Regions from separate parts of the Homo sapiens genome. Here region 2 is linked to region 1. The links are chromatin loops, found by intact Hi-C in ENCODE. Cell type or tissue: PC-3. All regions are shown on one strand. Each heading gives the region's core, and the rest is flanking DNA. Links, peaks and the distances in the headings are about the cores only. Region 1 has its middle 33 kb from the start of LINC00892. Region 2 has its middle 44 kb from the start of RBMX.

Region 1 (16,112 bases), core at 2,685-10,684:
ACAATGACTCCATCATGTAAGGACTATTTTTATCAACATTTTACAGATGATGGAATTGAGGCTCAGGGAGCTTACACAGCTAGTAACCTCAAGATTGCTCAAGGTCACACAGTTAGTAAATGGTAGATTTGAACCTAGGCAGCCTGACTCGAGAGCTCATACCCTTAGGAGATGATCTGCTTCTCCTGGATTAATACCTCTCATGGGTCCCCATTAGTTATCAAGGATGGTCCAGTCTGATTCATACTGGAAAGGAGAGAAATTTTTTCCAAAGCTTCACAAAACCTGCCCAGCTAGCCCTCTCGAGCTCTGCTTCCCCTTTCAGACTGTGCCCAAAGGGGCAAGGGAGAAGAGCATTCCAGAGGCATAAAAAGTAGGCCTATCCCAGAGTCACCAACCCCAAAAACTAGCAGAAGAAATGGAAAGCATTTTCTTTATTTTGGAGGCCAGGTCAAATTCCAAGGACTGGCTCTCTCCTGCAATCTCTGGGAATGGAGGCTGAATGAGGATTTTTCTGTCCTAGCAACCCTGACATAGAGAGATGAGGGGACAGGCAGTGGCTATCATTCCAGTTACATGTATTTGTCATATAATGCATTGTGTCTTGTCTATTAAATGTGTGTTTTTCATCTGTTCATTCTCCATGAGCCTGTGACGGAAAGAAGGAACTTTAACACCAGAAGCAGAGATTTATGTCTCTCACACTGTGTCTGTATCACACAAACAAAAAACCAGAATACTTCTAAGTAGGGATGGCCCATCCCAGCCCCACTTTCTAAAAATTGGAAAGAAGCAGCTATTTCAACAGCTTATGAAATAATTCATGAGTTTGGGAGCAGTCTAATCTAAGAGTTGGAAATGCTGCAAAATATGCATTTTGTGTTCTTCCTTTTGCTACGCAGACCTTTGTAAAACAAGAAAAAGCAAACAGGAATAAACGTAATACTATACCTGACATAAGGATAATGGAACTTCATTCTTAATATTAAATGGGCGTTATGGGATATCTTTTGAGAAGGAACAGTTCACTGTTCTCGTGTGTAAATGTTTTGTGTTCTGTGTCATATTTCATATAAAAATGTAAATATATATTGCTCTATCTTGTTATATTTTGCAGTTTTTAGTATTAAAGTGATCTAATTTCTTATTTTTAGGTGCAACAAGAAGTTGCCCAATGGAAGTAGGCAAGATTTATTATTAATTTTTATTGTGTATGTTTAAGGTACTCAACATCATGTTTTGATACACTTAACTTGATTTAATTTCTCTATTTAAAAATTCTTGGCCAGACACAGTGGCTCATGCCTGTAATCCCAGCACTTTGGGAGGCCAAAGCAGGCAGATTCCTTGAGGCCAGGAGTTCGACACCAGCCTGGCCAACGTGGTGAAACCCTGTCTCTATCAAAAATACAAAAATTAGCAGGGCATGGTGGCGCACACCTGTAATCCCAGCTACTTTGGAGGCTGAGGCAGGAGAATTGGTTGAACCCAGGAGGCAGAGGTTGCAGTAGCGGAGATTGCACCTCTGCACTCCAGCCTGGGTGACAGAGTGAGACCCTTCCCCTCCCCCCCCGCCCCCCAACACACACACACACACAATTCTGTAATAAAGACTAAATCAGCATATGAATCACATCCTGGTCATATTTGTAAGCAACAACTAATTGTGAAAACTATGTTTTGCTTTCTGCTATCTGCATGTGCTATCCATGGGTACCTGCTGGTGTGTTCGCAATAGATTATAATTTTAAAGTATTTAATGGCTGAATAAATTCGAAAACTCCTAACAGACATGCCGAACTTTTAAACTGAGAGCTGAGTAATATAAATTAGGCTTGCCAGGCGCTGGGGCTCATGCCTGTAATCCTAGCACTTTCGGAGGCCGAGGCAGGCAGATCACCTGTGGTCAGGCGTTTGAGACCAGCCTGACCAACATGGTGAAACCCCCGTCACTACTAAAAATACAAAAATTAGCCAGGCATGGTGGTGGGCGCCTGTAATCTCAGCTACTTGGGAGGCTGAGGCAGGATAATTGCTTGAACCTGGTAGGCGGAAGTTGCAGTGAGTCGAGATTGTGTCACTGCACTCCAGCTTGGGCGACAGAGCGAGTCTCCATCTCATAAATAAATAAGGCTTTCTGGGAGTCACTCTTGAAAAAGTTTGCCCTCTAGTTTTTTTTTCTTGCATGACACACCCCCTCTGTACAGGTCTTTTCCCTGTTTTTCTTTTATGCTATTAGTTGTAGAAACACTGCTCTGCTTACCTTTATAAATGCTATGAGATAATAGCTATCCTGAATGAAGCTCTACAGATGCTGCTGTTGCAGTAGTGTCCCTCCGCCTTATCCATGGGGGATACGTTCCAAGACTCCTGGTGGATGCCTGAATCTGCAGACAGTACCATATACACTATGTTTTTTTCTATATATACATACCTATGATAAAGTTTAATTTATAAATTAGGCATAGTAAGAGACTAACAACAATAACTAACAAGAGAATAGAACAATTATAACAATATACTGTAATAAAAGTTATATGAATGTGATCTTTCTCTCTCAGAATATCTTTTTTTGTTTGCTTGTTGTTTTTTTTTTTTGACGGTGTCTCGCTTTGTCACCCAGGCTGGAGTGCAGTGGCACGATCTTGGGTCACTACAACCTCCGACTCCCAGGTTCCAGCTATTCTCCTGCCTCAGCCTCCCGAGTAGCTGGGATTACAGGCATGTGCCACCACGTCTGGCTAATTTTTGTATTTTTAGTAGAGACGGGATTTCACCATGTTGGCCAGGCTAGTTTCAAACTCCTGACCTCAGGAGATCCACCCGCCTCAGCCTCCCAAAATGCTGGGATGACAGGCATGAGCCACCGTGTCTGGCTGTCTCAGAATATCTTATTGTACTGTACCTCAGGTAATGGAAACCGCGGAAAGCGAAACTGCAGATAAGGGATGACCACTGTACATGGAAAATCACTCAGTCAGTAAAACAAGTTGAGCCATGCTCTGCCTTCCAAAATAGTTATGCCCTTCCTGCCACCCCTTGCCTAACACTGGCTGTTTTGACCTAAATATGATACTTCCCGCAGGCAAAAGCAATTGCTCTGTTAGGCTCCACCAACTCCTTGGCAAAATCTGATGCCATCATCCATGCATATATCCCCTTACACTGTCATTCTTCCTACTAGTGTGGGAGAATCGTGAGCTCTGGCATGGAATTTCACTACGATGCTTGACTATCTTTTGCTGGGATTTGTACCTCTTTCTATTTCATGAGTTATCTTATGCCCAGGCAAAGCTTATTGGAAGCTAGAGAGTGTCTAATATTTTTCTTTTACTTAAACATTTCTCAGTAGTCCTAGGAAAGTCTTTTTGCAGTTCTGCCTCTGAAATTTTGAGAGATGTGAATTTTTATATACACACAGATCTGTGCAATCATCACCACAGCCAACTTTAGAAAATTTCCATGACCTCAAAAGAAACTGTGTATCCTCTGGCTATCTCATTCTATCGCCAAGCCTCCCAGCTTAAGCAACTGCTAATCTTCTTCCTGTCTCTTTATGTTTCTCTATTCTGGACTTTCATATAAATGAAATCATATGTATAGGAACAGTGGTTCATGCCTCTAATCTCAGCACTTTGGGAGGCTGAGGTGGGTGGATCACTTGAGGTCAGAAGTTCAAGACCAACCTGGCCAACATAGTGAAACCCCGTCCTTACTAATATATATATATATATATATACACAAAATACAAAAATTAGCCAGCCAGCCAGGCGTAGTGTCATGCACCTGTAGTCCCAGCTACTTGGGAGGGTGAGGCATGAGACTCGCTTGAACCTAAAGGGTGGAGGTTGCAGTGAGCTGAGATTGTGCCACTGCACTCCAGCTTGAGTAACAGAGTGAAATTTCATCTCAATAAATAAATAAATAAATAAATAAATAAATAAGCAAATAAATAAATAAATAAAATAAATAATATAGTATGTGGTATTTTACGTCTTGCTGCTTTTGCATAGCATAATATTTTCAAGGTTCATCCATGCTGTAGCATGTATCAGTACTTCTTTCCTTTTTATGACTGAATAATATTCCATTGTATGAATAGACTGCATATTGTTTCAACAAAGAAACTTAAATGGAAACAATGGGGACCAGTGAACAGGGGCTAGGAAAGGCATCATCCTGATGGGGCTTAGGAGCTGAAAATTCTGGGAGTTTCTAAGACTAGATGGGACACATGAATATCACGCAGGATTTTCAAATACTGGTAGGTAGACAGAGCCCTTGGGTCTAGATTTTCACCAGACCAGTTTCCAGGCCTACTGTACTAGAGATGATTATAATTTCCCTGCCCACCCATAGGGGATCTGCTCATCACTCCTGGGACGCTAAATGTCTATAGAAACTGCCCCCGCTCCCAGTCTTGTCTGATTGCAGCAGGATTGGTGATCATCTGATCTGATGATGACCCCCTTTTAGGCAGGTTCATGCTCTATGTAGAACCTCTGTGGTCTGGAGCTTGGGAAATCGGATTTCTCTCTTGGGGGTATGGTATTGGAAGGCCAAGAGTCTGGGAGTCTGAAAGACTAATATACTGAAACTGAAAGGCTATAATACAGACATGGAGCTCGGTCAACCGTGAGGGGCCATGTATGGACAAAAGTTCTGAGGAGATCAGTCAGTAGAAAGAGGAGAATGGAGCAGGTATACTGTGAGGAGCAGAGACACCAAGAGAAATATCATGGGCCTCTGGAGAGAGAACCAGAAATTGTAGCTGCCTTGCTACCTGTTCCAGGTCCCACTATGGTGGCTGTCTTGGGAGTACCATGAGATCTTGGTCTCCTTACAATGACCTATGCCCCACCTTCCTGCCCCACCAACACCCACAGCTTGTTGTTGAACCAGCTCGAATGGGTCTCTGTTCCTTGAGTCCAAAGGAGCCCTGACTGAAGCCTATGCAGAATGGGTATAGAGTCAGGAGTTTGGAGTGCAGAGGGAGGCAAGTTGCAACAGTGGAAGTTCAGCAGGATGATGGACATTGGCCAAGCAGCACTGAGGCCAGCTGGCAGCATGGAGTGGGTGAAGGAAGAGGTGCCTGGGTAAAATAAAGAGGGGCAAAGGCTTCTTATGAACTTCCTGGCCAGAGCTAGATGTGTGTGTGTGCATCAACATGTGTGTGCACACGTGTGCATGTCTCAGTGTGGCAGGTTTTGGCAGGGAAGGGGATCTTACAGCAAAATCTTAACCCAAGGTGAGCTTTGCAGCAGATCCTGGAAGCAGAGTGGCACAAAAGATAGTCAGACTTGGCTGGCAGCAAGAGCACTGCCTTGCCCTTCTGCCTTCTGCCTCGTCTACATATCACGGTATCGTTCATCTAACCATTGGCTTATGTTGGCAAGGACAAAACCATCCTGCTTAGAAATGCCTCTGGTGAGGGCAGCTGTTATAGAATGAGAAGAACCTTGAGGAAATGGGTGAGGGAAAAGTGTCTAATGAACACATTTTTCTAGATTTTTCTTCTTCAAATATGCATTTATAGAGATGTACACAGACTACAGTCATGAACCTATGAAGGCTTCAAAACAATAACCCCAAACTCCTCAGCCAGTACCTGGGAAATTCTTAGCAACCTGAAGCAGAGGTCATTCTAGAGCCAACTGACACTGGTAAATTTGAATGCCTGGTTGACTGTCCGGAAGTTAGCTGTAGGAATCTCCTTGGGGTTCTCAAAGGCAGGGCAATGCCGTAGAATCCCATGAATCAAAGCATGCAGGAAGCCACAAAGAAGATTTTACAAATGTGAAGTAAGTCCGCAGCCACTGACGGCCAGGGGCCACACGGCGCTATATGTTAATTGCAGCCCTTTGCCCCATATTCACACCACTCTTCCTGGCATTCTGCCGGTGCCACGCCAGCATGTACTTGGGCTCTGGTGCACCCTAGCCTGGCAGAGGGAAGCAGAAGTTGAGGCAATCCTGCCACCTGCTGCCTGATATGTTCTGCTAAGCAGCTTCTTGGCTCTTTCAAGCTCTTTTACTTTTAATAATCCCTATTTTGGTATTTTTCTAATTACAAAGATGAGATATGTTTGCTATAAACTTTCAGCTAGTAGAGAAGCCTATGAAGTAAAAAGTGAAAGTTCTCCTTCCATAATTCCACTCCCCAGAGGTACCCACTATGACTAGTTCAGTGTGGTTACAGATCTTCTTCTATGTGTTTATATAACTATATATGATACAGTCAATCACTCACTCAAAATATTTAGCCTGATATGGTGGCTCGTGCCTGTAATCCCAGCTACTCAGGAAGCTGAGGCAGGAGAATCTCTTGAACCCAGGAGGCGGAAGTTGCAGTGAGCCGAGGTCGTGCCACTGCACTCCAGCCTGGGTGACAGAGGGAGACCCAGTTTCAAAAAAAAAAAAAAAAAAATCACAGTAAACAATTTATTGAAGGTATTGTGAGACAATTTGAGAAATATGAATTTTGGCTGTTTTTAACATTACTCATTTGATGTTAAATGTCTTCGTATGATAGTGACATTGTGCTTATGGTTCTTAGAAGATACATGCTGAAGTATTTAGGGTTGAAGTGCTGTTAAAATATGAGGACTAAACTCTGATTTTTTAATCTTACCCAAATTCCTATCTAAGGGGCCTGGGGAGTCATGGCCTACAAATAATAAATTCTCATCAGATGGGTTTTATTTAACCCTATATATTGTGACTTTCCAACCTGACTCTGGCATAACATTACGAGACAAGGAAGAAAATAAAAATATTTTACCCCGAAACAAGTTTCTTTGCCATATTTTGAAATGGCCCTGCAAAGCCATTCTTTGTGGGGGAAAATTTACATCTGTAAAGAAACTCTATTAACATAGCTAGATATTTTTCTTCCAGATCCTCCCAATCCAAAAGAGATTAAGATCTGAACAGGAAACATTTGTCATCTGTTGTCTCTAAGGGCAGCCACTATAAGACTTGAAAAGAACTTTGGTCTCCACAATCTTTACCTTAACCTGAACATTCCCTTTCTATGAATCCCAGGTCTTTAGACAAACTCAACCAATTAATTGTCAACCAGAAAATGTTTAGATTCACCTGTAGCCTAGAACGCCCCCCTCCACCCCCTGCCCTACTTTGAGTTGTCCCACCTTCCTGGACCAAACCAATATATTTCTTAAATATTTGATTGATGTCTCATGCCTCTCTAAAATGTATAAAACTAAGCTGTTCCCCAACCACCCTGGGCAGATGTTCTCAGGACCTCCTGAAGGATGTGTCACAGGCCACGGTCACTCATATTTGGCTCAGAATAAATCTCTTCAAATATTTTACAGAGTTTGACTCTTTCTGTCAACAAATGACAAATGTCTGCAACCTTTCAGTGTTCCAGAATTTACACACACACACACCACATGTATCCAGAGAGATAGAAGAAACGTGTCAAAATGTTAAAAGTTTTAAGTGAAATATAAATTTAAAATATATGTATAATTCTTGGAGCACCTGCATCAGAATTGTCTGGGATACTTCTTAAAAATACAAATTTCTGGCTCACTTCAGCTCTCTTTCTCTTTTTTCCACTTGCATATTATTATAAATACAGATTTTATCATTAACTCTTTAAAATGTCTTTTAAATTTACAAAAGTATCATAGTCATTGCAAAACAAAACAAAACAAAACAAAACAAAACAAAATCCTGAACAAACAACAAACAAACAAAACACCTCCTCAAACACACCTCCTCAAACAGTACAGGACCAAATGAAAACACCTCTGTCCCCTTACGCCACCCAGAAGTCACACCCACTGTCAATACTTCTTCTTCTTTTTTTTTGTATTTTGTAGAGATGGGTTTTTGCCATGTTGCTCAGACTGGTCTCGAACTCCTAAGCTCGAGGGATCTGCCCGCCTGGGCCTCCCAAAGTGTTGGGATTACTGGCGTGAGCCACCACACCTGGCCTATCAATAGCTTCTTGTGTTTTCTTATAGACTTTATTTGCTCATATATATGTATCTTTAGTTTTCTTTCCTTTTTTTTTAACGCAAATGGGATTGTAATACACATATTGTTCTGTGTCCCATTTTTTCACTTAATATCATATTTCAAAGATCTTCCCATGTGGATATATACAGATCTACTTCCTGCTTTTCACAGGATGTATACGCATCTGTTGAAGGATGCACTGTAACTTACTTATCCATTTCTCTATCGATAGACATTTGCATTGTTTTGCAAGCTCACATTTTGTAAGAAAAAGTTGTTCATGAAGCTACATTGTCCCTATACAACATATGACAGAAAAATACTGCCAAAGATGAGAAGGGTAGTAAAAACATATGTTTCTGTTTTATGTCTAATCAAAAGGAATGGAACAAGCCACACTCTTCCCTTAACTGCCATCATTATGTTCATTATAATGCCTGTACTTCAGGGGACACTGCAGGTCAATCTGAGTGAGGCCTGGGGCTCGTTTTTGAGTTTTGCTAGTTGCTTGACAGGGCAGGCTGGGTAGGGTGTGCAGAACGGGGACAGGCTATACAGATTTGTGTCGAAGAAAGAAAAATCTTTTCATTCAATGAAATAAACAATTACAAATCATCAACAACAAACACATCTTCTGAAGGCCTTCTTGTCTTTGGCTAATTTCTTCATGACTCCTACCCCAATAACTTGTCTGTTAACAGGCATGATATGGATTTGAAATATTTGTCAGTGCATTTTTTTCCCCCAGGAATTAATAGTAAGTTCTTCTCTTCTTTGGCCCCCTGGGGAAGTAAAGTGATTCATCTGATTGGTAAATTTGAAAAGAACCAATTAGACATGCTTAGTTCTAAAAAAAAATTACTGGTAAGCAACTAAATTTTGCCTCTACACCAGAACCCAAGCAAACCTAAGGATTTTGACGGTTGCCCTCATGTCATTCAGCGTTCTCTTTGAGATTCATAAGGGGAGAGGCTTTTCTATTGTCATGAAGCAAACTAAACAAATAATCCTGAACAGAAAGAAGGTGGTGCTCCAGACCATCGAAGGAGTTCAAATTTCCATCATGATGATTTTGATTTCTCATTACCCCTCCTTCACCTAGGACAAAGGCCTTTGATGTACTTCTTACCAGAAACACCAGTCTCTTTTTGGAGATTTCCATTTGGAAGATGAAATCAATGGCTTTGCTCTGTTCTAATGAAATCCATTATATGGACACTCATTTGCTCTTCTTCAGATTTCTGCTTTTAAATGTTTCACTGATTGTATGATTCCTGGGGTGAGAGACAGCACAGTGGAAATTAACAGCCACTAACTCAGGAGGCAGCATAGTATAGAGCCAAAAGCTCTGGCCCTAGCATCAAAAAGATCCAAGTTCAAAACCCAGTCATATCAAATGGATATGTCACTTAACCTCTCTCTGCCTAATTTTCTCCACATGTCAATTGGAGATAATGTATTATTGACTTTAAAGAATTGTGAGCATTTAATGTGATAAAAATAGGCTGAACTTTCTGAATTTCTCATTTCTGTAGGTGAAAACCAATCAAATTACAGCAATTTTGTATGGTTCAACCTATACATGTAAAGCACAGTGCACTTAGTAAACATTAGCAATGATTATTTGGGAGATATAGGTTCTGTATCCAGCCCCATGGACCAGCTGTATGACTTTAGGTCCTCTAGGTCCCAGAGATTTCATCAATCCATTAAGGATGTTGAACCACTCTGGGATCACTTTAAAGTTTTTTAATGCTTTTACTCTCTGTGTTTTCATTGAATGATGTCAGTTTTTCCCAATACACAGTGTGCATAAGCTCTTTGAGGGCAGAGATCTTTGTCTAGTGCATTGTTATCTCCTTAGTGCCTGAACAGTCAGTGCCTGGCACATAAGAGGGGCACATTTAGTGAGTGAGCAGATGACTAAATGCATAAATGAAGGCAAAATCAAGGCCAAATAGGAGGCAATTAGTTCTGATAATTTGAGTGCCTTTTTGCCTTTCCTCCCCCAAGGCTGTTGAGACCAAGTTGAGGTGAGGTATTCTAGATTGGCAGTCAACAGTGAGTACTGATTGTCTTCCAAAGATAATTACTTTTTCTCCACTTCATTTTTGTTTTTTTGAGGAGATAAATGGAGTTGCCACTTGTACAGAAGAGTTAGGTGCTCAATTTTTTCCCTGATTCAATAAGCATTTTAAAAGAAAAGATGAAAAAGTTGAAATGATGATTGAGTCACTGCACTGGAGAGATAAAGATGGCCTGCCATAAGTCTTTTGGAAAAATTTGTGGAAAAAAACCCACAGCATTTCCTATACAGATAGGAAAATAAATCAATGTGTTATCAAAATAATAGTGTTATCAAGAATCCAAGGTACATTTTAAAAACAGTTTAAATGCCATTTTAATAAAGTGCTGCAATTTTAGAAAGGTTATGAAACATTTTGAAAAGCATTCGGTTTCTACATTTCCTTAAGGTAGAAGGCTGATGTTGTAATATTGAATCCAAAATAAGAAATGAAGATTCTTGCTACAGTACAGATCCCCAAACCATTATTTAAGGTGTTTCGAGTCAATAAACTGTTACAAGATTAAATCTGACAGCTGCTTTAAAAAATATGACTACTGTTGATTTTTTTTAGCACAATACAAAATGTGGTCGAAAAATTTCTGATTGTGATAGATTTGAGGTTAAATATAATTATCTTAGAAATGAAATAGAAAAAAATATTCTGAATCTGTTATCTTACTGCAGCAGACTATCATTTCCCCTGTATCTTATTTCTTTCTATGAATAGCATGGGACAAAATAATTTCATCAATCCAGAGTGATTGAGATCAGATGTTACAATGGTGAGGTGGACAGAGGAGGGAGACCAGAGAGGGACAAGGACCTATCTATCTCCTCCCATGCCTAGAACCTCCATCTATAAACATTAGTTTAAAAGGAATGTCAAGGACAGCTTTGATGGAGAAAAGAATTTACAAAAAGACAAGTGTAGTTTGAGAGATGGGGAAGGAGTGCTATTTGGGAGTTTGAGCTAACACTGCATGTGTTGATTATGTGTATTTATATGTCTCAGGCTTTTGCTTTGCTTTGTTTTTTAACTGCAGCTAGAGTCTTCTCCTCAATCTCACTAAGAGGTGGCCCAGAGCAACGTGTTTACTTGTTGATAGAGAAATGGATGGCTGGGGCAAACACTGTTCGGTGCCTGCTCATTGGCCTTCCTGTCTTTATGTCCTACTTGATAGCAGAACCCTGTTTGTGTCAGGCTTTCTAGGCAAGAGCTCTTGATCTCAAGGAAGGTGTCCCTAGTCATTATCATCACTGGTCCAAGCCAAGCATGGTCATCCCATTCCTCTTGCCGTATTTATAGGTGTCTGTGTGGCCTAGGTTGGGTCAATGAAACAAGGGGAAGTTCACTGGGGGACTTCTGGGAAAGATTTCCCTCTCTGATCAAAGAGAGAGGCATATATAAAGTATTTTCCCTACATTCACTTCCTATTTTTGGAGGTTGTCAGGTGATAGTGTGATGCTTGGAGCTGCTAAGTACATTTTAGACTAAGAGAGACATCTCCTGCCCATGGAAGGCAGCATAGTGGAAAGATAGAACTGGGGATCTGACCTGTGGTCCCTTCCCTGTAACCACATCTTTCTAAACTTTTTATTATGTGAGAAAATTAGATGTATTTATGGTGTAAACTGGTGTTAGCGAGTTACTCTACTACTTGCAGCCAAATGCCACTGAACAGATACAAGACATGAATAAGGTAAATGACATATTCAGGAGTACTCAGATTTTTGGTGTCAGCACAAGGGATAGATCTGGAATGAACATGGAGCTTGGAGTCAAATAGGCCTCGGTTTGATAACGGACTTGCTGTGTGCTCTCAGACAAGTTACTTCACCTCTCCGGGCCTCAGTTTTCTCTTCTGTTAAATGGGGATAATACCACCCACCTCATGGGATTGTTGCATGGTTTAAATGAGATCAAGTAATATGACTGATGGTCAATGAATGTTAGCTTTCTTCTGTTTCCTCCATGACTCTGCTTCCAGTGCAATCTTTTTATTCCATTTCAAAAAAAGTGTTTATTTTCAGAAACTTAACTTGAGAATTCTTTTTTTTTTTATTATACTTTAAGTTTTAGGGTACATGTGCACATTGTGCAGGTTAGTTACATATGTATACATGTGCCATGCTGGTGCGCTGCACCCACTAACTCGTCATCTAGCATTAGGTATATCTCCCAATGCTATCCCTCCCGCCTCCTCCCACCCCACAACAGTCCCCAGAGTGTGATATTCCCCTTCCTGTGTCCATGTGTTCTCATTGTTCAATTCCCACCTATGAGTGAGAATATGCAGTGTTTGGTTTTTTGTTCTTGCGATAGTTTACTGAGAATGATGATTTCCAATTTCATCCATGTCCCTACAAAGGACATGAACTTGAGAATTCTTAATGCAGTGCTTTAATACAGTAAAAATTTTTAGTCTTTGTTTTCTACAAAATGCATTTGAAAAGTGCACTCTTGATCTTGTATTTTCTTTCCTTTCCTTTAGAATCATATTAGCAGTTGGACGTATATATAAAATATTAGTGTACATAATCTCAGAGTACCTAAAGGATTTATTTTATTTCAGTGTAAGCAATTTTATATATTTACAAAGTACCTTTTCTCTGAAAACCCCTCAAACAGTAGATTACTTAGTACATTAGTATCTGGAGGAGTAACTGCTGAAGATCTACAACTCTACTCTGAAAAATAATATAGACTTCCTGCAATTTGATGCACTATCTTGAAAATCTTTAAGTGCTTCTTAAAAGTAATCCTTAGGTCTCTGCTATGAATGCTATTTTTAAATGACAAAAACAGATGGAAATAAAGAATGGCTCAGTTTTTCTTACCTGTGAATACTGGAAAGCAAAAGGATGTCTCAATAACAGTAATTTATAAAGTGACCATGGCGTTTTATAGCACAGATGTTAACAGCTTCACACGTGACCAAATAGTGTTTTGTGCCAGGTGGTACACTAGTTCTTTCCAGTCATCATCTCATTAAGTTGTGCCAACAGTTCTCTGTGGTAGATTCCGTTATCCCCACTTGAGAGATGAAAAGACTGAGACTTGAGAAGTTTAGCAATCTGTCCAAGGTCACCCAACAAGTTAAAGTGGTACAGCTGGGATTCAACTCAAATTCTGTCGGATTTTGGAGCCCTTGCTCTGGATTCCTACACCATACTGCTGCCTACTAAGCTTGCTAAACCTTCCTGAGTTACCATACTCTCTTGAACAACTGGACCTAAACATATATCATATTCATTACAATACTAGTTAGCATTTATTGGGCACCTATCTATGCCAGGTAAATGATAACATTTAATTATCAGAACAACCCTGAAAGGTAGATAAAGGTAGATACTTTTGCTATTATTATTATTATTCCAACTTAACAAATGAGGAGAGTGAGGGGCAGTGGTGGGCTGTGACTTCTCCAGGTTTGCACAGTTTTAGTAATACACATTCAAACTCAGGACAGCCTGACTCCAAAGTCCATGTTCTTTCCACTCTACCATATAACTTCCTATTGTAACAAAAGTAAGCCACCATGGGGAAGCTGCTGCATGTTTAAGATGGGAAATATATCTGCATTCATATACTTTTAAATATCTCAGGGCCTTACATTTCTTTTGTTCCTGAAACAACTAGAATAGTGCTAGGCACCTACTTGGTACTCAATGATTGATTGGTTGATTAATCAATGGACTGATTGATAATAAGCAATAATATCTTACTTGCACACATTTCCTTCTGAAGAAATATTAAAGGGCCTGACAATGACATGAGTGGACATGAGTCACATTATAACTTACCATATATATATATATATATTCACAAAGATTATATATATATATATTCACTATATATATATATTCACAATGATTGCAGGATAATTTCACAGCAATGACAATTTCATCAGTTTCTGGAAGTCTTGAGGATGCAATTGTCAAAATGAAAGCTGGTCACATCATTTTTAAAAGGCCAAATGTAGCAGTAGTTCTACAAGATGAAAACAAAAAGGCCAGAGGCCTGATTTTTCATTAGACCTTCATGTCAGAGTCAAGCATTGGATATGAATCAAAATAGCTTGCAGAACTAAAATTTTAAGTGTCACAGCCACAGTAACCCTCCAGCAGATATATAACTTAAAATTCTTGACATTTTACATATTCATGAACTTGAAGAAATAGAATGAGTGGGGGTGGGGAGTGATGTGTATTCCAGGAATAAAATAAAGTTTGGTGTTTTAAAAAATTGCATTGCAATTTCATTTACAGAATTTCAGATTGGAGGCCTGTAGGAAACTAGTGAGTCAGAATAAATTGGGAGAACTAGAATTGAGTTCTGGCTCTATTACTAACTTATTAGTAATAAGTAATAATTATTAGTAATATTACTAATAATATTTGTTCTTAGTAACAAATTTTTGTATTAGTACAAACATTATTAGTACAAAGTTAGTAATAGAGCCAGAACTCGATTCTAGTTCAGGGAGGGGAAGGGATGATGTGCTCCCAAAGTTGCACATCATCCCTGGGCTCCATTCCCCATCTGTACAATGGAAGTTTGACCAGATGATCTGTAAAGCCCGTTTCATGCACAAGTACTTAGGAATGTCAACCCATTCTCTTTCCTTTTCTTCCTAGGTCATTGCCATGGGAGGAAGAGTGGACATTCTTGAGAAAAGTCATTTTGATAGAAAAACTGTCTTGAGCTGAAAATACTTGGAGACTGTAAGGCTCTTCATTTCTTTCTGGAGCTAATAGCATGTTCTGTGTGTATATTTGTCAGGATTGTTGTGGTTTCCAGTGACTGAAAGCCAGGTGGAATTTTGCTTAGGCAAAAAAAAAAAAAAAAAAAAAAAAAAAAAGAGGCTTATTGGTGATCATGTAACCGAGCCATGGGAAGGCAGGAACAACTAGAACAAAGGACTTGAGTAACTAACAGGATTTCTCTCTGTCTGTCTATTTCTCTTTCATTCTCTCTCTCCTTTCCCACCCTTCCTCCCTCTTTTTTCTGTCTCCCACCTCTGCATGAGTGTCAGTTTCATTCTCTCAGTCTTCTCCCACACCGCTGATGCATGGTAGCTGGCCAGTTCTGTACTCATACCCCCCTGCCCCAGAGTTGCTTCCAGAGAGGACTTTCTATTCACTCTTTCTATGCCCATGTATTCAAAGTCCCTGGAAGGATTTTAATTGACACAGCTTGGATCAGGTGCCCATGTCTTTACCAGTCACTGTGTGCAACAGAGTTCCAGAAGAACATAGCAGGCATCCTTCAAATGCATGGTTGGAGTGGAGAAAAAAGCATTTCCCAGAAGGGGAGTGCTGCTCTAGGTAGACAGAACACCAGGCTAGATCACCACTGCAGTGAGGTTTCATTGCAGGGCTTCATGGAAGACTGCTGAGCACAATCCACAATGACACCAAAAGACTCCTTGGCATTTTTGTAATCAGGAGGGTCCTAGAAAAGCAGATATTTAAATGTTGAATCCAAAGGATGGAGGGGTTGAATACATTTTTACCAGTTTCTTTTCTACAATGCAGCTATGCCCTGTGGTTTGGCAAAAGACATCCATTTTCTATAATGTCGTTCAAGGAGTAAGCAACAGAAACTTCATTCCTTTTTTCTTATTCATAACAATACTTGATACTTACATACTCTGGCATTTTCATCAAAGGATCTTAGAACGTACAATTAGCAAGTATTAGTCAGTTTTCAGATGGGAAGTCAGAGATGCTGAGAAGGCAAAGCCAGGCACCTTGAGTCTGCCTGGGATGGTGAACTTCTGGAAAGTACCTTTTCTAACCTTGGCCTAGTCAGCGGGAGTTCGAGGGTGACACACCCTCCAGTTCAGAAGCCAGGTTCCAGTCACAAGAAAAAAAAAAGGAAGGTCGGGCTGTCGCGGAATCAGAAATACTCAGATGTGGAAAAGGTCGTGGGGGCCAGATGCAGCTCGACCTTCCATCCAATGCATATGCTCTTTCTAGATTATCCCCATCATGAGTAGTCATGTGGTGTCCAGAACCTGCACACTATTTAGCTCACTGTGAAACAGATTTTG
Region 2 (16,112 bases), core at 3,704-11,703, 320 kb before region 1:
CCTACTGCTGTTAGAAGTTGCAGGTGTTGTGTCTCAGATCCATCCCAGTCAGCTAACACTGGCAGCTCAGGACAAGCAGACCAGCCAGCAGGACACAGATCATCCAACCCGGCTGATCCTGAGATGAGACCAAGCTGCTGCTGAGGACGATAGCCCTGCTCTGGTCACTCCAGAGGCTGACCAGTCTATGCATGGCTGAAGCTTGAAACAAGCCCTGCTCTAGTCACACTGGCAGCTGACTAGTCTACTCACAGCCAAAGCTTAAGGACTTACCAAGCCAAGTGATGTAGTTAAAAATCTTAAGACTAGTAGTTTTCCTGTAATACTACCTGTTTTCCTATTGTTCTGTCTCTGTATTCAACCTTTTTCCCAGGTAAGGACCTCTTTTGTCTTTGCTGGATATGAATATGCTGTACATTGTTTTGTTGTTGTTACCCCCCATAACCATGCTAGAAGAAACACCTATATAAGGTATCCCCACTGTACACATACTACTTAGTCAGGAAACCCAGGCCCATCCCACCCAGCAACAATTCCGAGTCTTTAAGTCATTCTTTCAACATATAAACCAGAAGTTTACCAGAGCATCCTCCTTTAGCAAAAAAAAAAAAAAAAAAAAAAAAAAAACACCTATTTGCTCAGCTGGCTGAAAACATTGCCGGCAGCCTAGACGTTTCCTCATGTTATGTTTATAAAAAGGCTAACATAAGAGACCAATGGCCTTGAGAAGCAAAAGAGTTAATGCCTCAAGATAACTTTACTTTAACTAACTCTTTCCCCAAACAGACGCCACAATTTCAAGCATCTGGCTCTTAAAAACTTCCATTATTAAGAAATACTGTGTTACTCGCTACGAAAAAGCTTTTAAAACCCAGTAAAAGAACTAACCTGCTTAGGACATGACAAAGTTGGTACATTTGCCTGTACAGGTTTAACACAGGTTTGATCCTAGGTCTATATTTAGAAAATAGTTTCTAGCTGTAAGCGAATTTAAAACCCTCATTGTAAGTGTATTACTAGTAATAGAAACTTGCTTGCTGCTCCCCTGTGTATTACGCTTGCTCCTTCAAATGATAAAAGGTTTTGTAGCTACCATGGTTTGTCAAAAAACTTCAGCACAAGTGTATTACATAAAACACTATCACTCTGTCTCGCAAAGAGACTCAAAGTAAAAATAAAAGTGAGAACTCCACTAATTAGTGAAATTCTCAAAGAGGGGGATAAGGAAGGAGACCACTACTATTCCTGCTGCCCTCCTCCCCCCACCTTGCCTAGTTCACAAAACAGGAGAAAAGAGAGAAAGCAAAAAGTTGGAAAGAAACAAAAGATAAACAGCCAGACAACCTTGGCACCACCACCGCGGCCCTAGAAGTTAAAAAAGTAATAATAATAACAATCCCTGACCTAAACTACTTGTGTTATCTGTAAATTCCAGACATTGTATGAAAAAGCATTGCAAAACTTTCTGTTCTGTTAGCTGATGCATGTAGCCCCCAGTCACGTTCCCCATGCTTGCCCAATTTATCATGACCTTTTCACGTGGACCCCTTAGAGTTGTGTAAGCCTTTAAAAAGGCCAAGAATTTCTTTTTCAGGGAGCTCAGCTCTTAAGATGCAAATCTGCCGACACTCCCAGCCGAATAAACCTCTTCCTTCTTTAATCTGGTGTCTGAGGAGTTTTGTCTGCAGCTCTTCATGCTACAAGTCATTCATTCACTCACTTTTACTCATTCTATATTTATATATATATTTATATATTTTTTAATATATTTATATTTATAGATTTATATTTATATACATATATACACACACACATATACACACACACACACACCCCTATATATATATACATATATACACGTTTTTTTTTTTAGATGGAGTTTCACTCTTGTCGCCCAGGCTGGAGTGCAATGGTGTGATCTTGGCTCACTGCAACCTCTGCCTCCCAGGTTCAAGCAATTCTCCTGGCTCAACCTCCCAAGTAGCTGGGATTACAGGTGCCTGCCACCATGCCCAGCTAATTTTTGTAGTTTTAGTAGAGACAGGGTTTCACTATGCTGGCCAGGCTGGTCTCAAACTCCTGACCTCAGGCAATCCGCCTGCCTCGGCCTCCCAAAGTGCTGGGATTACAGGTGTGGGCCACCACACCCAGCCTAATTTTTGTATTTTTAGTAGAGATGGGGTTTCACCACATTGGCCAGGCTGGTCTCGAACTCCTGACCTCAGGTGATCCACCCACCATGGCCTCCCAAAGTGCTGGGATTACAGGCGTGAACCACTGCACCCAGCCCAACAAATATTTTTGATCTACCATACACGTCAGGCACTTCTTAACTGTATCCTCAAAGCTGAGACCCTGTAGGTACTCAAAAAATACAAGACATAGTTTGCTATAGTAGAAAGCAAACAGAACCAGGCGTGGTGGTACACGCCTGTAGTCCCAGCTACTCAGGAGGCTGAGATGGGAGGATCATTTAAGCCCAGGAGGAGGTTGCAGTGAACCGAGATCCCACCACTGCACTCCAGCCTGGGTGACAGGGTGAGACCCTGTCTTGAGAAAAGTAAGTGAAAGAAAAGAAAGAAAAGAAAAAAGAAAAGAGGCCGGGCACAGTGGCTCACGCCTGTAATCCCAGCACTTTTGGAGGCTGAGGCAGGCGGATCATGAGGTCAGGAGATCGAGACCATCCTGGCTAACACGGTGAAACCCCGTCTCTACCAAAAATACAAAAAAATCAGCCAGGCATGGTGGCAGGCACCTGTAGTCCCAGCTACTCAGGAGGCTGAGGCAGGAGAATGGCATGAACCCGGGAGGCGGAGCTTGCAGTGAGCCGAGATCCGGCCACTGCACTCCAGCCTGGGCGACAGAGCGAGACTCCGTCAAAAAGAAAAGAAAGCGAAATCCGGATAGAAAAACATTGGACTGGGCCAGGCGTGGTGGCTCAGCACTTTGGGAGGCCAAGGCCCAGGAGTTCGACACCAGTCTGAGTATCATGGCAAAACCCTGTCTCTACAAAAAAATAGAAAACTTAGCTGGGCATGGTAGTGCGTGCCCGTGGTCCTAGCTGTTCGGGAGGCTGAGGTGGGAGGATCACCTGAGCCCAGGAGGTGGAGGCTGCAGTGAGCCATGATTGCACCACTGCACTATAGCCTGGGTGACAGAGTGAGATCCTGTATCAAACAAAAACAAAATATTGGGCTGGAATTGAAAAGTTGCCACATGCAATCTTTTGTATGTCAATTAATCTTTCTCGACCTTACGTTTTTTTTGGCTGTATGATATGAGAAGACCCAACACAGCTCCTAGTACAGAATAAGAGAGTAAATAAATGTTAATTTCCTTCCTCCTATAGTAGGTGTGTGCTTTAAAATTTAACTAGATTTCCAATTTCAATCTTATTTGGGCCAAATCTCCTGCTGAAAACTACAAGTGCTAAATAAAATGCAGCACATATCTCCCTAAAAGCAACATCAGCTGACAAGAAAATAAGGAACTACCATGCAAATTTCTAAAGGAAAGCAGACCAGTGAGGTAAGCTTGGTAGGGAGCACTGATGCTGCTATTGCCCTGAGGATAACTGCTGATCAGGACAAACGTGGACCTCAGTTTTGGTGGCCTCATGGGTTGAGGAGGAAAGAACTCAGGGCCCAGGGCCCTCCCAGATGAAAAGGCTAGTATGAGACCCTCTGTACGTGAAGCTGAGACCACCCACCTCCCCCAAAAGGCCACACCCTCAAGGTAAAGGTGAGCCAGAAGTAAACCTGCTCCATGCCTCCAACAAACTTAGGAAGACTGCCCTGATACTAAACAAACAAGGGGGTGGCCGGGAACAGGTGGAGGAATAAAACTGGCCTTGAAAAATTTTCGCCAGGCCAGGTGCTGTGGCTCATACCTGTAATCCTAGCACTTTGGGAGGTCGAGGCAGGTAGATCACTTGAGGTCAGGAGTTCGAGACCAGCCCGGCCAACATGGTGAAACCCCATCACTAAAATTAGCCAGGCGTGGTGGCGTGTGCCTGTAGTCCCAGCTACTTGGGAGGGTGATGCAAGAGAATCAATGGAACCTAGGAGGCAGAAGTCGCAGTGAGCGAAGATCACCCCACTGCACTCCAGCCTGGGTGACAGAGAGTCTGTCTCAAAAAAAAAAAAAAAAGAAAAGTTTTGGCCAGAGACCGCCTGTAACAAATTTACAGGCTGGATTCATATCACCTAGGTAGCCCAGGAATTTCAAGTTGTGAATTTGTTTTAAGATGGTCCCAGACTGGTAATCCCCAAAGACACTTTGGAGAAGTCAACGAAAGTCCTCTCTGGAGCAATGTACTTTGACCCTACAACTTAAAGAAACCCCACAAATGATTTTCAAGGACAATGAGTATGTACTCAAAATAATGAGGCACAAAAGGAAAAATGACATCATGAGCAAGAACTAGAAAAAACCTGCAAAGATTTCAGATACAGCAATTATCAGAGGCAGATTTTAAATGAACTAAAGTTAATATATTTAAAAGAAATAAAAAAGCAAGTGTGAAAATATATGCATGAAAAAGAAAACAAGGGCCAGTTGCAGTGGCTCACACCTGTAATCCCAGCACTTTGGGAGGCCGAGGTGGGTGGATCACTTGAGGTCAGGAGTTCGAGACCAGCCTGGTCAACATGGTAAAACCCCCGTCTCTACTAAAATACAAAAATTAGCTGGCCGTGGTGGTGGGCACCTGTAGTCTCAGCTACTCAGGAGGCTGAGGCAGGAGAATCGCTTGAACCTAGGAGGTGGAGGTTGCAGTGAGCCAGGATGGCACCACTGCACTCCAGCCCAGGCGACAGAGCAAGACTCTGTCTCAAAAAAAAACAAAAGCAGAAAATAAGAAACAGGTGAAGAGAGAATTTACAGACTGGATGATAGGCCAGGAAAACATAACACAAAGAAAAAAAAGGAAAACATAGAAGAGAAGTTATATATGGGGCAGAAAATAAGGAGCATTTAACATAGCTTTAAATGGAGTCTCAAAAGGAAAGAAGAAAATATCTGGCAATGGCTGAGAATTCCAGAACTGATAGAAGACAGTAATAAAGGAAACCCAAGGAATTACAAACAGGATTAAAAGCAAAAAAGAAAACAAATCCATAACTAAACACATAATGAAACTGCATGAGACCATCTAAAGAAAGAGGTTCCTAAAAAGTGTGGATATAGGCTGGGCACAATGACTCACACCTGTAATCCCAGCACTTTGAGAGGCCAAGGCAGGTGGATTATCTGAGGTCAGGAGTTTGAAACCAGCCTGGCCAACATGGTGAAACCCCATCTCTACTAAAAATACAAAATTAGCTGGGCATGGTGGCGCATGCCTGTAATCCCAGCTACTTGAGAGGCTGAGGCAGGAGAATCACTTGAATCCAGAGGTGGAGGTTGCAGTGAGCCAAGATTGTGCCACTGCACTCCAGCCTGGGCAACAAAGCGAGACTCTGTCAAAAAATAATAGTAAAATTAAAAAATAAATAAAAAGTGTAGACATAGGCTGAGTGTGGTGGCTCACGCCTGTAATCCCAGCACTTTGGGAGGCCGAGGCGGGTGGATCAAAAGGTCAGGAGTTCGAGACCAGCCTGACCAATATGGTGAAACCTCGTTTCTACTAAAAAAACAAAAATTAGCCAGGTGTGATGGCGCATGCCTGTAATTCCAGCTACTTGGGAGGCTGAGGCAGGAGAATTGCTTGTACACAGGAGGCAGAGGTTGCAGTGAGCCAAGATCATGGCATTGCACTCCAACCTAGGTGACAGAGCAAGACTCGGTCTCAAAAACAAACAAACAATATGTTGTACACAAGAGACATATCTAAAACAAAGAGATTCTGAAAACTTAAAAATAGAAGGATAAGCAAAGTTATACCAAGCAAATGCATACAAAAAGAAAGCAAGGCCGGACACGGTGGCTCACGCCTATAATCCCAACACTTTGGGAGGCAGAGGCAGGCAGATCACCTGAGGTCAAGAGTTCAAGACCAACCTGACCAACGTGGACAAACCCGTCTCTACTAAAAATACAAAATAAGCCAAGCATGGTGGCACATGTCTGTAATTCCAGCTACTCAAGAGGCTGATGCCGGAGAATCGCTTGAACCCAGGAGGTGGAGGTTGCGGTGAGCCAAGATTGCGCCACTGCACTCCAGCCTGGGCAACAAGAGTGAAACTCTGTCTCAAAAAAAAAAAAAAAAAAAAAAGGTGGCCTGATTCAGTCATTCCACAATGCAAGCATATATCAAAACAGCATGTTGTACACCGTAAATATAAACACTTTGTCAACTTTAAAAGTAAAAATTAAAATTAAAAATAAAACAGGCCGGGAACAGTAGTTCACGCCAGTAATCCCAGCACTTTGGGAGGCCAAGGCAGGTGGATGACCTGAGGTCGGGAGCTCGAGATCAGCCTGGCCAACATGGCGAAACCCCATCTCTACCAAAAATACAAAAATTAGCCATGCATGGTGGCAGGTGCCTGTAGTCCCAGCTACTCTGGAGGCAGAGTCAGGAGAATCACTTGAACCTGGGAGGCAGAGGTTGCAGTGAGCTGAGATTGTGCCAATGCACTCCAGCCTGGGCGACAAGAGCGAAATTCCATCTCAATAAATAAATAAATAAATAAATAAAAATATGTTTCTTAAAAAAGAAAATAAGGAGGTGGGACTTCCTTCTTGGCCCAAGACATGGTAGAATAACAAAGACCAGATTTACCCTCCTACTTACACAACTTTAAAAATGAGTAAAATATGTAAAGCAACAGTTTCCAAACATTGGACAAGAAATATAAGAGTGATCACCTAGGGAAGGGGAACAAATAAGATAAGCCCTACTATTGCCTCCAGCTTACTTCCTAGATAAAATTTCCAGGCTGTGACACAGGGAAAAGGTATCCATGCACAGCCCTGCAGTCTCCTAGGGTTGAGAAAACAAAGTTCAAAGTCCAGGGAGGCCAAAGGCACTAGAATTCATGGAGCAGAGGACCAGAGAGAACAGAGCTGCACACAGATAAGTTTCTGGAAATATGTAGAGTTTTCCTTATCTGGTCCGTACATGCGTGTAAGGTGTGTCTGTTATTGATATATTGCCTCTCAGCTCCAAATTCATGAGTTTTGCCCCCCATGAAAATAATTCAGACCCTTTAAATAGTTTACCTCTACAAACTGGCACTAAAGCAGGTTTGTCAGTAGAGGGCGCTGGAGAGACATCGCAAGGGAAAGGGTTTATTTCCTGGTTGATCTTGGCTCACTCCACAGGCTTCTGTTTTCTTTCAGCATGCTGCAGCCCCTAATGAATGAATGAACCCAGGTATCACAACAAAAAAGAGAGACAAAAAAAATCATGTGCCTCCTGATGAAAGAACACAACTGCCACCTCACCTTCTCAAAGAAGCCAAACCTGAATCTGATCAAGCCACTGGATCCAGCTGCCAATTTGCAGGAAATATAGGACACAGGAACATGCACAATGGATTGGATTGAATGATACAGGGATGGACAGATATGTGATAAATCAAATAGAGCAAAATGGTAATTGCAGAATATAAATGTTGGATAGATGAGTGTCCACTATATAATTCTATTTTTTTTTTTTTTTTTTTTGAGACAGGGTATCACTCTATCACCCAGACTGGGGTGCAGTTGTGCTATCACAGCTCACTGTAGCCTCAGCCTCCTGGGCTCAAGCGATCCTCCCACCTCAGCCTCCTGAGTAGCTGGGACTACGGATGCATGCCACCATGCACCAATTTTTAAAAACTTTTTGGAGAGATGGGGTCTTGCAATATTGCCCTGGCTGATCTCCAACTCCTGGGCACAAACGATCCTCCCACCTTAGCCTCCCAAAGTGCTGCGATTATAGGCGTGAGCCACTGCGCCTGGCCCACCCAAGTTTTCTGTTTGAAAATGCTCATAGTAAAATGTTGACAAAAGACATATAAAAAGTCAAGTTTAAACTATACTGTGGCTAGGCGTGGTGGCTCACACCTGTATTCCCAGCACTTTGAGAGGCCAAGGTGGGCAGATCATCTGAGGTCAGGAGTTCAAGAGCAGCCTGGCCAACCTGGTAAAACTCCATCTCTACTAAAAATATGAAAATCAGCCAGGCACGGTGGTGTGCGCCTGTAATCCCAGCTATTTGGGAGTCTGAGGCAGGAGAATCACTTGAACCCAGAAGGTGGAAGTTGCATGAACCGAGATCGCGCCACTGCACTCCAGCCTGGGCAACAGAGCAAGACTCCATCTCAAATATAAAAATAAAATATAGTGTCTAGGGAAGTATATTTAGGTGGTGAAACTACAAAAGAAACTCAAGGAAGTGATTAGTATAAAAGTTACAATAGTGGTTACTTTGGGAGAAAGCAGCATGTTGTAAATGGGCAGGGACACATGGAATCCTTCTGAGGTACCTGGCCAAATTCTATTCTTGGCCCTGTTGTGGTTTACGAAGGTGTCCCCCTTGTAATTATTCATTAAATGCTATTTCTGTTCTCTGTGGCTTTCTGTCTGTATTTTACAACAAAAGGGTTGTTTTTTTAAAAGTCCGTATCCTTTGACCCAGCAACCACTTTAGGATAATTATTAATTACTAATTACCCTAAAGTAATTATCAGTAGAGAATCGTTTAAGCCCAGGAGTTGGAGACCAGCCTGAACAACGTTGTAAGACCCCACCTCTACAAAGTCCGTATCCTTTGACCCAGCAAATAATTAGTAATTATCCTAAATAATTAAGACTACATAGATGGCTGTACAACAATAGCTGTCATTTATTGAGTGCCTACTATGTATTAAACACTGCTCTAGCACTTTACAAGTATTATCCTATTTATCCTTGTAACAACCCTGTGTATTACAGTACACACGATTCTTTTTTAGAGACGGAGTCTCACTCTGTTGCCAGGCTAGAATGCAGTGGCGCAATCTTGGCTCACTGCAACTTTGGAGGCCTCAGCCTCCCGAGTAGCTGGGACTACAGGCACGCACCACCACGCCCAGCTAATTTTTATAGTATACGCTATGATTATTTCCATTTTACAGATGAGACTAAAGAGGTGAAAGAACACTGATTATTTCCATTTTACAGATGAGACTAAAGAGGTGAAAGAATGTTGACCACATCATTATTAATAAAAAATATGGGTCAGGCACAGTGGCTCACGCCTACAATCTCAGCACTTAGGGAGGCCGAAGCAGGTGGATCACTTGAAGTCGGAAGTTCGAGACCAGCCTGGCCAACATGGCAAAATCCTGTCTCTACTAAAGATACAAAAATTAGCCGGGTGTGGTGGCACATGCCTGTAATCCCAGCTACTTGGTAGGCTGAGGCACGAGAATCACTTGAACCCCGGAGGCAGAGGTTGCAAGTGAGCCAAGATCACACCACTCGCATTCCAGCCTGGGCAACAGAACAAGACTCTGTCTCCAAAAAAATAAATAAATAACAAATATAGATATAGATATAAAATATGTATTATATATATATGAACATGGAAAGAAGTCCATCATAAACTTCTCAGTAAAGACATAAAAGATCACATACATACATATATAAAATCTCACATGAAGTTATACACAGTATACATAAAAAAAATTTATTAAAATTGGAGAGGATTACGAGGAGACTCTTGGAACTCTATACCAAATAAAGAGTTTTGTAGGAGGTTTTCACAAGCCTATACTACTTTTGTAATTGTAAAAACCATAATGTTTCATAATAAGGAGGTGTGAGGTGGGGGTCTCAAAGATCCAGAGACCTACCTGGATCTCTGGCATGGTAGTGTGTCCAGAAATGGTGGGTTCTTGGTCTCACTGACTTCAAGAATGAAACCGCGGACCCTCGCGGTGACCGTTACAGTTCTTACAGGCGGTGTGTCTGGAGTTTGTTTCTTCTAGACGTTCGGATGTGTCCGGAGTTTTTTCCTTCTGGTGGGTTCATGGTCTCGCTGGATCAGGAATGAAGCTGCAGACCTTCGCGGTGAGTGTCACAGATCTTAAGGCGGTGTGTCTGGAGTCGTTCATTCCTCCCGGTGGGTTCCTGGTCTCACTGGCTTCCAGAGTAAAGCTTCAGACCTTCACGGTGAGTGTTACAGCTCATAAAGGCAGTGTGGACCCAAAGAAAGCAACAGGAAGATTTATTGCAAAGAGCAAAAGAACAAAGCGTCCACATCATGGAAGACAACCGAAGCGCCTTGCCACTGCTGGGTCCGGCAGCCTGCTTTTATTCCCTTATCTGGCCCCACCCACATCCTGCTGATTGGTCCATTTTACTGAGAGCTGATTGGTCTGTTTTACAGAGCGCTGATTGGTCCGTTTTGACAGGGTGTTGATTGGTGCATCTATAATCCCTGAGGTAGACTCAAAAGTTCTCCACGTCCCCACTAGATTAGCTAGATACGGAGTGTCGATTGGTGCATTCACAAACCCTGAGCTAGACACGGGGTGCTGATTGGTGTGTTTAAAAACCTTGAGCTAGATACAGAGTGCCAATTGGTGTATTTACAATCCCTTAGCTAGACATAAAGGTTCTCCAAGTCCCCACCAGAGTAGCTAGATACAGAGTGTCCATTGGTGCATTCACAAACCCTGAGCTAGACACAGGGTGCTGATTGGTGTGTTTAACAAACCTTGAGCTAGATACAGAGTGCCAATTGGTGTATTTACAATCCCTTAGCTAGACATAAAGGTTCTCCAAGTCCTCGCCAGACTCAGGAGCCCAGCTGGCTTCACCCCGTGGATCCTGCACCGGGGCCGCAGGTGGAGCTGCCTGCCAGTCCCACGCCATGCACTCGCACTCCTCAGCCCTTGGGTGGTCGATGGGACTGGGTGCCATGGAGCAGGGGGCGGCGCTCGTCGGGGAGGCTCCGGCAGTGCAGGAGCCCATGGCGGGGGGAGGCTCAGGCATGGCGGGCTGCAGGTCCCGAGCCCTGCCCCACAGGGAGGCAGCTAAGGCCCGGCGAGAAGTCAAGCACAGCAGCTGCTGGCCCAGGTGCTAAGCCCCTCACTGCCCCGGGCCGGCGGAGCCAGCTGGCCGCTCTGAGTGTGCAGCCCACCGAGCCCACGCCCACCCGGAAGTCACACTGCTGCTGTTCCTGCCCGCGCCTCTCCTCCACACCTCCCCGCAAGCTGAGGGAGCCAGCTCCTGCCTCAGCCAGCGCAGGAAGGGGCTCCCACAGTGCAGCAGCGGGTTGAAGGGCTCCTCAAGTGCCGCCAAAGTGGGAGCCCAGGCAGAGGAAGCGCTGAGAGCGAGGGAGGGCTGTGAGGGCTGCCAGCACACTGTCACCTCTCAGTAGGCTGAATAGAACAAAAGTAGGTGCCATGGCCGTGGGCCTAAAACATCATCATCTTAGCATCTCAAATCCCCAGAAACACTTCCATCTCCTCAGCCAATAGATATGAGGAGTAACTTTTTTAAAAGTGACAGGAGAGGCCGGGTGCGGTGGCTCACGCCTGTAATCCCAGCACTTTGGGAGGCCGAGGCGGGCGGATCACGAGGTCAGGAGATCAAGATCATCCTGGCTAACACAGTGAAACCCCGTCTCTACTACAAATACAAAAAATTAGCTGGGCATGGTGGCGGGCGCCTGTAGTCCCAGCTACTAGGGAGGCTGAGGTAGGAGAATGGCATGAACCCGGGAGGCAGAGCTTGCAGTGAGCTGAGATCATGCCACTGCATCCAGCCTGGGCAACAGTGCGAGACTCCATCAAAAAAAAAAAAAAAAAGTGACAGGAGTAATTGAAACTTTTGCACTGATCATCTCCTGGGGATGAAGCTATTTATGTTGGCATGAATTTTGAAAAAACTACCTCTAATACAGTGCTAAAACAAGAATGCAGAAACAGCAAATCAAAGTAGATGTACAAACTGAAATTGTATTGCCACAATTCCATAAGCTAAAGTGGTACATGATCAATATAGAAAAATAAGCAGAAGGTCGGGTGCGGTGCCTCACGCCTGTATTCCCAGCATTTTGGGAGGCCAAAGCAGGCAGATCACTCGAGGTCAGGAGTTTAAGACCAGCCTAGCCAACATGGTGTAACCACATCTCTACTAAAAAAATACAAAAATTAACCGGGGCTAGGTGGTGCGTGCCTGTAATCCCAGCTACGCCTGAGGAAGCCTGAGGCAGGAAAATTGCCTGAACCCTGGAGGCAGAGGCTGCAGTGAGCCAAGATCACACCACTGCCCTCCAGCCTGGGTGACAGAGTGAGGTTCCCTCTCAAACAAAAAACAAAAAGAAAAACAAGCAGAGGTTTCACTTAACCATAGTTATTGTTCTATACACACTGTCTTACTAACACAACATAGTCAGCTGAGGGTCACAGTGGGACTCCACCAACTGAGCCTTGCCAAGAGCTCTCTCATCTAAACACACTCACAGGATGTGCATATTGGCAAGCCTTTGCAGGTTATCTGGAGAATGAATTCCTAGCAGTGGAATTACCAGGTCAAATATATGTATCTTTTTTTATTTTGTTATATATATATACATATATATATATTATTGTTGTGTGTTATTTCATAAGTTTTGCTATTACTACGCATTATCACACATTTCTTCTATTTTACTAGCTACAGCCAAGTGTCCTCCAGCAAGACTTTATCAATTTACTATAATAGTGTGTTTACCTACATCTTAGCCAGCACTAGGCATCACCCTTTAATATGCTTGTAGATCCAACAGATGAACAATATTGCTTTTCGGCTGGGCGCAGTGGCTCACGCCTGTAATCCCAGCACTTTAGGAGGCTGAGGCGAGTGGATCATGAGGTCAGGAGTTCGAGACCAGCCTGACCAAGATAGCGAAACCCCGTCTCTACTAAAAATACAAAAATTAGCCGTGCACGGTGGCAGGTGCCTGTAATCTCAGCTACTTGGGAGGCTGAGGCAGGAGAATCACTTGAACCCGGGCAGCAGAGGTTGCAGTGAGCCAAGATCGAGCCACTGCACTCCAGCCTTGGCGACAAAGTAAGACTCAGTCTCAGAAAAAAAAAAAAAAATGCTTTTCAGTGTTGTCTTAATTTGTATCTCTTTAATTATGGCTGCAGTTGAGTATAGGTTCATGTTCTTTGTCCATTTGCATTTATTTTTCTGTAAAGCAGACTGTAGCCTTTGCCCATTTTTCTTTTGGTCTGTTTGCCTTTTCCTGATTGGTTTGCATATGGGCTCTGGATGAAAGAAATCAATCTTTCATCACCCCCAAATCACAAATAGTTTTTCTTGGTATATCAGTTGCATTTTGACTTTGCTATTTATTTTATTTGCCATGTAGAAGGATTTTTTGTTTTTATTTTTACATAGTCAGATTCATCCGTCATTTCCTTTATAGTTTCTGGAGCTTATACAGTACCTTGCCTCCTCATTCCATGTTTTCTTCTATCTTCCTAATGTTTAAAGTTTTAATTCCCTTGTAGTTCATTTGGGTATAAGGACTGAAGTATAGACCAAGATCATTTTATTCCTGTCCTGAAACAGTTGTCAGTCCCCACATCATTTATTGAACTGTCTTCGCTAATTTGAAACACCACCTTTGGTGGGGCACGGTGGCTCACGCCTGTAATCTTAGCACTTTGGGAGGCCAAGACGGGTGGATCACCTGAGGTCAGGAGTTTGAGACCAGCCTGGCCAACATGGTGAAACCCCGTCTCTGCTAAAAATACAAAAATTAGCCGGGCATGGTGGTGGGCGCCTATAATCCCAGCTATTCGGGAGGCTGAAGCAGGAGAATTGCTTGAACCTGGGGGACGGAGGTTGCAGTAAGCCAAGATCGCACCACTTCACTCCAGCCTGGGTGAAGACTGAAACTCCATAACTCCATCTCAAAAAAAAACACAGGGCGCCGTGGTTCATGCCTGTAATCCCAGCACGTTGGGAGGCTGAGGCGGGGAGATCACAAGGTCAGGAGATCGAGACCATCCTGGCTAACACAGTGAAACCCCGTCTCTACTACAAATACAAAAAAAAATTAGCCGGGCATGGTGGTAGGTGCCTGTAGTCCCAGCTACTCGGGAGGCTGAGGCAGAAGAATGGCGTGAATCCAGGAGGCGGAGGGCGGAGGTTGCAGTGAGCCGAGATCGTGTGCCACTGCACTCTAGCCTGGTCGACAGAGCGAGACTCGGTCTCAAAAAAAAGAAGAAAAGAAAGAAACACCACCTTTATGATAAACTGAAATTCCCATAAATAACTTCCATAAATATTTATGTCTCTTTCTGGACTCTATTCTAGCCCATTGTTCTCTGCTACTATATTTATCTAATAGTTCTTCAAATAAATTATCAAAACTTGACTTTTAGTGTGTTAGACCAAAAAAGGAGTTTTTTAACTTTTTTTTTTTTTTTTTTTTTTTTTTTGAAACAGAGTCTCACTCAATCACCCAGGCTGGAGTGCAATGGCGTGATCTTGGCTCACTGCAACCTCTGTCTCCAGGGTTCAAGTGATTCTCCTGCCTCAGCCTCCCAAGAAGTTGAGATCATCATCTCACTTCATGTAGCCTCTGGAAAATTCCACCGTACACTCATGAAAGAATGAGAGTGAAGAAGGCAAGTAACAGCTTAGTACTACTATGAAAATAGTTTGGACCTTGCAGACTCCCTGAAAAGTTCTCAGAGGCCCCCAGACCACACTTTGAAAATAATTGGTATAATTATTCCCACTGATATGATCAATGGCACTATAAACAACTTCTTATTATTTTTTTTTTTTTTTGAGATGGATTCTTGCTCTGTCGCCCAGGCTGGAGTGCAGTGGAGCAATCTCAGCTCACTGCAACTTCCACCTCCCAGATTCAAGTGATTCTCCTGCCTCAACCTCCCGAATAGCTGGGATTACAGGCGCCCAACACTACGCCTGGCTAATTTTTTTGTATTTTTAGTAGAGATCGGTTTCGCCATGTTGGCCAGGCTGGTCTTGAACCCCTGACCTCAGGCGATCCGCCCACCTTGGCCTCACAAAGTGCTGGCATGAGCCACCATGCCCAGCCTATAAACTTTTCTGAAACTTGCCTGAAACTTTCATTTTTCAACGAAAAGGAGCCTATGTGTCAGGGTGAAGGGAGGAGGACATCAGTATCTATCTAAAATAAATATCTTTAAAATAAAAATAGGCTGGGAGCAGTGGTGCACACCTGTAATCCCAGCACTTTGGGAGGCTGAGGCGGGCAGATCACTTGAGTCCAGGAGTTCGAGACCAACCTGGGCAACATGGCAAAACCCTATCTCTACAAAAACTACAAAGATTAGCCTGACGTGGTGGCACACGCCTGTAGTCCCAGCTACTCAGGAGGCTGAGGAAGGAGGATGGCTTGAGCCCTGGAGGTCGAGGTTGCAGTGAGCCGTGATCATGCCACTGCACTCAGCCTGGGTGACAAAGTGAGAAAGAAGAAGAAGGAGGAGGAGGAGAAGGAGAAGAGGAGGGGGAAGAGGAAGAAGAGGTAGAGGAGGTAGAGGAGGAAGAGGAGGAAGAGGAAGAAGAGGAAGAGGAAGAATAAGAAGGAGGAAGAGGAGAAGGAGGAGGAGGAGAAGGAGAAGAGGAAGGGGAAGAGGAAGAAGAGGAAGAGGAGGAAGAGGAAGAAGAGGAAGAGGAGGAAGAGGAAGAGGAGGAAGAGGAAGAATAAGAAGAAGGAGGAGGGGGAGGAGGAGGAGGAGAAGGAGAGGAGGAAGAGGAAATTCACAAGAAAGAGTATCACTATATAAAAGAAATAGCAAAAAGTAGCTGCTGGTTTTATTTAAGCTTTGTTGTTGTTTTTTTTTAGACAGAGTCTCACTCTGTCGCCACGCCTGGACTGCAGTGGCGCAGTCTGGGCTTACTGCAACCTCCACCTCCTGGGTTCAAGTGATTCCCGTGCCTCAGCCTCCCGAGTAGCTGGTACTACAGGCATGCACCACCACGCCCGGCTAATTTTTTTTTTTTTTTTTTTTTTTTTGTATTTTAGTAGAAACAGGATTTCACCATGTTAGCCAGGATGATCTCGAACTCCTGACCTTGTGATCCACCTGCCCTGGCCTCCCAAAGTTGTGATTACAGGCGTGAGCCACTGCACCCGGCCTTATTTAAGCTTTTACTTAACCTTGGTAATTTTATGTTGACAACCTACAAATGTTGGTAAA

Evidence for each region. Hi-C counts contacts between places; a loop is a spot of excess contacts. Peaks named below come from ENCODE experiments on the same cell type or tissue, not always from the same donor. Only the 100,000 strongest peaks of a DNase experiment are listed, where the experiment ranks them.
Region 2: it touches region 1 in a loop (4-fold over the local background); 28 of 110 quality-filtered maps call a loop at or near these places.

The regions. Positions count from the first base shown.
Region 1 is chrX:136,598,579-136,614,690 of GRCh38, reverse strand. No RefSeq gene overlaps it. Among named protein-coding and RNA genes, the nearest start is that of LINC00892, 33 kb to the left of the region's middle. In PC-3, for the core only: a CTCF peak has its summit at 5,998 (motif pointing left); a DNase peak (open chromatin) is centred at 7,130; H3K27ac peaks cover 1,825 bases.
Region 2 is chrX:136,916,432-136,932,543 of GRCh38, reverse strand. No RefSeq gene overlaps it. Among named protein-coding and RNA genes, the nearest start is that of RBMX, 44 kb to the right of the region's middle. RefSeq lists an enhancer at 7,187-7,326. In PC-3, for the core only: a CTCF peak has its summit at 7,192 (motif pointing right); a DNase peak (open chromatin) is centred at 7,223.